2 separate regions of the Homo sapiens genome follow, and region 1 is linked to region 2. The links are chromatin loops, found by intact Hi-C in ENCODE. Cell type or tissue: IMR-90. All regions are shown on one strand. Each heading gives the region's core, and the rest is flanking DNA. Links, peaks and the distances in the headings are about the cores only.

The links. Hi-C counts contacts between places; a loop is a spot of excess contacts. Peaks named below come from ENCODE experiments on the same cell type or tissue, not always from the same donor. Only the 100,000 strongest peaks of a DNase experiment are listed, where the experiment ranks them.
Region 1: a loop joins it to region 2, with 2.2 times the contacts of the local background. A loop is called at or near these places in 1 of 110 quality-filtered maps.

What each region holds. Positions count from the first base shown.
Region 1 is chr3:162,516,137-162,519,067 of GRCh38, forward strand. No RefSeq gene overlaps it. Among named protein-coding and RNA genes, the nearest start is that of LINC01192, 790 kb to the right of the region's middle. In IMR-90, for the core only: a CTCF peak has its summit at 1,130 (motif pointing right); no DNase peak of the experiment used is centred there.
Region 2 is chr3:162,366,398-162,369,328 of GRCh38, forward strand. No RefSeq gene overlaps it. Among named protein-coding and RNA genes, the nearest start is that of OTOL1, 870 kb to the left of the region's middle. In IMR-90, for the core only: no CTCF peak of the experiment used is centred there; a DNase peak (open chromatin) is centred at 1,194.

The DNA of each region.
Region 1 (2,931 bases), core at 168-2,667, 150 kb after region 2:
AAGTCTTCAAAATGTCACAAAAATTATTAAAATTAAAAGATACTTGAAAAAGTATCACTGCGCCTTATCTGTCTTGCTGAATTAAATTTAAATTAATATACTAAGTACTTTTTAAATATTTAGTATTTAAAGAGAGATTGGGGAGACTACAGGACGTAATTAGAAGAGTCTAATGGTAAAGCTGACAAAGAAGAAAGGGTGCCTAAAAGAGGACTTTTCAACATTTCTGATGAGTTTTATATTTAGTTCCACTTCATAGTTTGAGCACTATCTCGACACTAACGAGGTCACAAGTAGTGAGTATAAGAGCCAGAAGCTTGTGATCATTTGGTACAATGTTTTCTATTCCAATTATACTATAGACAAATGAACTTTCTTATATTTCAACTTGTAACTGCAAAAGTTTGAGAATAAACTTAGTATAAAGAGGGGGATTCAGTTTTTGCTGTTGTTGTTTTTGTTTTTTGTTTTGTCACCTCAGAAGTGTATGCAGGATTTCATAGGTGTGATCTTCTGGAATGGGTAATTAAGAAATATTTAACTCATCTTGAAGGGCCTGAATACAACTAGCATAAAATTACACTGTAAGCTCATGGCAGAACCAAGAGCTGGATTTTAATTTAATTATCTAAGAAATGAGTGGATAATGTCTCAGGAGTCTTTACTTTAGATTACAGATTTAAAAAGAAAAAGGAAAAAGAAGAAAATTTTTAAAGTCTGTTGATTCAGAATAAGGCCAATAAACCTGAAGATCACTGTATTCTCATTAAATATATTTAATTATTCTCAAGATTAAAATCCCACTGCTATTTTTTGCAATTAAATAAAGTGAGAGATCATTGTGTTGCAAGATTTATATTTAACAACTTAAAAGGGAGCATAACTAAATATTTCCAATTATTTATATTCTGATTTATCACAGGGAATATTGAATCACTTGTTTAAATATTAAAAAGAAGATGTAAGATACCATAGCCATAAGATGTTTGAACAAATGGAGCAGTAAGGAAGTTACAGGTGTGTTAATAACACTTAATAACATAACCTGGTTCCATGTATTCCTTCAGCATCTCATCCCCAAACACAAGTAAAATATGTTGTGAAAATTTCCTTTGAATATTTCTAAACACTTTTTCCTCCTACAGTATTTTCATCAGAAGATGGCAGCAAAATATCATAATCCATAATGTTTATAAGTCTTTTCCAACAGTGTAATCAAATAGTTTGGAATATTTATAAAAATCTATTTTATTCTTATTTAAACTGCTAATGTGTTGAAATGCTCTTTGGTTGAATAATGCAACAGCACACTGATTTTTGAAGGCAGTGGGATGAGAGACACTTTATAATTTGAATAACTCCTCTGCAGAAATAACTAATTTATTTGATCCTTTAAATTAGTGGAAATGGCTGCGTAGCATTTTGAAGTTGTTTTTTATTTCCTTAGCGTAGTACTTCAAAAAATTACTACAACATAAATTATTTTAAAGACAAATTTATTTGGAAATATCTAACATATTTGTACATGAAATTAGACTCAAAAGCTATTTGATTTACTTTTACTGAAGAATAGCTAAAACAATTTATATTTTACTTCCTGAATTAAAAAATGAAAAAAATGACATTCTGTGGTGAATTCAAAATTTTATTTTTAAATTATCTAAATGAGTTACTTGTAAATTTATCTATTTTAATGGCTTCTTTTCTAATGATATCTAATATTCTCTCAGCAGGTAAAATTTGTATAAAGAAAATTTGACCTTGATAAGGTTATCGTAAGAGTTGAAGTACCTAATGAAGAAATAGTTAAGAACTATATGATTTAAATTTCTGTACATCAAGCTATGGGATTTGAACTTCTTGCCTCAGTATTTGGAGAGACAGATTGTGTGAAAAATGTGTATGTCAGTTATTTACATATTATAGATAAAAGTATTGATTATATGTTGATTTTTCACATATTGCCTCTCAGCCATTCCCTTACCCTTCTATACTCTGCTATGTGCTACGAGGCCTGGGAGTCTGTGAATAGTATCTCCAGCTTTCTTTTAGCTGACTTCCTCGTAGAATCTGACCATGGAGCCATTGGGAAATAACTGATAGATGAGAGGAGGGAAACAGAGTTGGGTTTACTGTTCCAGGGAACTCCAGCTTCCTTCTGTACCCCTAGTACCATCCCAGTGAGTTATCTTCGTCGTTTGAGAAGCAGCCATGCAGCGTCTACCCCTCCACAGGTCTGAGCACTAGCCTAAGTGTGGCTCCTCCTGAAATCCAAACACCAGCCACATGTGCAGCTACACGAATGTGTGGGAACCTCACTGGAGAATACCATGAGAGACATAAAATGTCTGTAAGATAAAGTGTCTACATGTGTCACTTAGCAGTATGATGCAACCTGGCCAGGGGATTTCCAGGAGACAAGACCACCTCAGCACAGATAGAATTCTCATAAACCTTGAAACAAAGCTTGCCCTTACAAGAATAGCTTAAATTACCTTTCTAAAAGAAATACCTGGTAACTGACCCTGCATTAACACAGATATAAAAAAGGAAGAAGAATCCCGTAATCTCTGAGAATAGTCTTCAGACAGAGATCTACCTGACTGTTTCTGGCCCATACCACTGGCCTCCTCCCACTGTCCCTCTTTTGAGAATGTTGCCATAATAAACCACTTGAATATCACATTATGTCTAAGGCTCATCTTTGACACAAATTGAATCAAAGGGAAAAAGTCACCCATTTGAAAGCTAATTAACAAGGACCACAAGAAATCCCCAAATACAACATTCACATCTCTGATTTCTTCAGCTGTGGTGATTTAAGCTGTTTCTTGCTGTTATTAATCCCCAAATTCTTCCACTTACTCTGTTGATTCTTTCAACTTCCAACAGCTATGTAATCAGTTCTCTGTATTAAATTTCCTCTCTTTG
Region 2 (2,931 bases), core at 234-2,733:
TATGGGCTGAGAGAGAGAAATCCCAGATTCAGTCAGAGGATTTGGAAGTGATATACCAAATGTCCTTGCATTTCTGTAAAAGCAATAACAACTGAGGGATTTATTTTTGAGAAACTCTGTTATCACAGAATGTGTTAATGAAGAGATGACAGGACAAGAGGCTCTAGGTTATGACCATGAGGTGTTTGTCTTATCTGCATTGGATTTATTTATTTTGTGCCTTCAACCCATGGTGGCAGGACTAAACTGCGAACAACCCGTGAACAACATAGAGGATGAATTTGTTTTGTCCTCCTCATTCATCACTTTCATTTTTCAATGCTTTCTTCATAAATCCTTCTATACTGTGAGTGTAAAGGAGGCCCTCTTGTTTCTACTGTGCTAAGAGCACACTCTATTCACCTGCCTTGTGATTAAATCTATTTTTCTATCCCAATCCCACTCTACATTCCTTATGTAATAAACTTGCCCATTGTGACAAATGTCATTAGATAGCCAGCTTCATAACAGACTTACACATTTGAAAGTAATTTCCCAAGAAAAAGCCTTATTCAAAATGACAATATGATAGTTATAATCATTATAACTAACATTTCACTTATCACGAGGCACTTGTGATATTAGGCACTATGGTAAACATTGTCTTATTTTATCTTCAAAAAAATCTCCTTGAATTAGGTGTGATTTCCATGTAGCCTTTTTATACATGAATACTCTGATGTTAAAGAAGTTAGGGTTGCCTAAAGCCATTTGGAAAGTGGCGAAGAGAGTGTTAAAAGAGTGATCTATTGAAATACCGTCTTGTCATATAATATCTGCCACAAGAGCATAGAGCAGAAGTTCAAATATAGACTTCTGCTCTATATTCTTGTGGCAGACATTATATGATGAGATAGTACTTCAATCATCTCATGTAAGCCCATTACAGCTTTGTAGGGTCAACTCTAATTCATGTTAATTTCATGGAACTCTAATGTTGGTTTCTACTCCTTTTCTTCAAACTGCAAACATTATTTACATTTGCTACTGAGTACATGTGTGTAAGGTATACAGCCAGCACAGAAACAATTACATCATCAAGTGTCAGCACACACATGGTACAGGGCTAAAGCAATACATGTAACCAGAGGTTGCAACAGTATTCACCAACTGGAGTTGTAAATAACCCTGAATCTCAAAGAGAGAAAATGATTACCCTATAAAGGCAATCTGGCCTGCACCATGCTCTTCAACCAGAATAACTGTATTCTGTGTCTGCAAGTGTTTATCTTTCATTCATAAACATGCTCCAGCTTGCACAATCAACTAACCCATGAAAATTATAGAAATAAGAGTAAGCTAAATTGCCACAAAGAATCAATGCAAGGCTTGAACTTCTGGTTCTGGAGGCATTAATGAATGATTTCTGCCTTGCTAGTCTTCTGCTGGCAGAGTTAAAAAGCAAATGAACAAATCATGCTGCATGTCAGAGAGATTACATAAGCATAGCCATTTGAAAGCTGTATGTCTCTGTACAACATCCCCTAACAAGACATTCAGCATCAACAAACTCTACTGCAAAGCCCGTTGACATCTGTGATCTTTGGAAGCTGGCTGCTCTATGACAACAGATAGAAGCTACTTTTCTCTTAACATTTTTAGGCAGTGTCTTTTTGAGACACTCTCTGCCCCTTCCCTGCCCTAAATTATTCCAGATATCAGCCAAGTGCCAGGAACAGCCGGTTTTGGATTCACTGCCCAGACCCTTGGAAAAACACACTCATTTCAGACTGTCACTGAAACTGCATTATCTGAACTACAGACCAGTAGGTTACTCACTGCTTCATCACACTTTGTTCATTTTTTCCGTGGACCCATCAGCCCATCAAACCTTGTTTTTCTGGTTCTGACAATCAATCTATGGCCAGAAGATAAATATGCACTGGAATGCTGCTTTTTTAGGGGAAAAAATCCCAGCCCTAATAGACTAGCTGTTTCTCACCCTTGAGGTCTAGCTATGCCACATTTAAAATGGTTTCTGTTGATGCCGCCATTCTTCCGATTTAGGCAAGTAGTTTCTGTTGCACCATGGCTTACAAAGGTTTCTGGGTGCAGTGCACTCTTCTAAAATTTATTGATATAGCCTGGTGTCAAATGAAAAGCTAAGCTCAGCCACTGTGACCCTTGGAACAAGCCTGTATTGCAAATAGCCACAAAACTTCAAGCCAGGATTTGGCTTGACAACCTGCTGACACTTCTCAGATGCAGAATATCTGTCAGGCTCGTCTTTGCTGGGTCTGAGTAAATAGTGGAAAATAAAGGAGACTTGTCACTTGATTTTTCAGGCGTTTAACTCTTCAGTATATTTGTAGATTATTACTTTTGTTGTGTTCACTCCTTCCTTGTTCAGTATTTCAGCCTGAAAGCATTCAAAAAATATTTCAAGCTAAAGAATAAAGTAACCAGACATGCTTTACAGTAAAAAAAAAAAAGAAAGAAAAAGTGACTATAAGATTTCTAATTTTGACTATAACACAAAGTAAAAATAATAAATTGTCAAAAGCTTAGAAATAAGAGTGAAAAATCAAATTGCATGTTTTTAGCAGATTTATTTCACATTCCAGAGTTGTGCTTCAAAATGCATTTTGCAATTCAGAAAAAAACTATATTTTGATCCAGTTCACTTGTCTAAATAAGAAGGACATTAGACAGCAATGAACAGCAATTTTGTAAATTCTGGTGTCTTAAGTAGTGCAATATACTCTGGTCTATATAGGATGCTATTTACCCAATACATGACCCCATCTGTGACAGAAGAGTCTCTCCTTAAATTTTTTACATGTGTAAGGCAATCATTTGCCATAACTCTAGTGAGCATTGGAAGAAAAGTTTATTTTAAAATGTCAAAAGCCAAAATGAAAACAAAACAAAGCAAAAATGGGAGACAGGCTT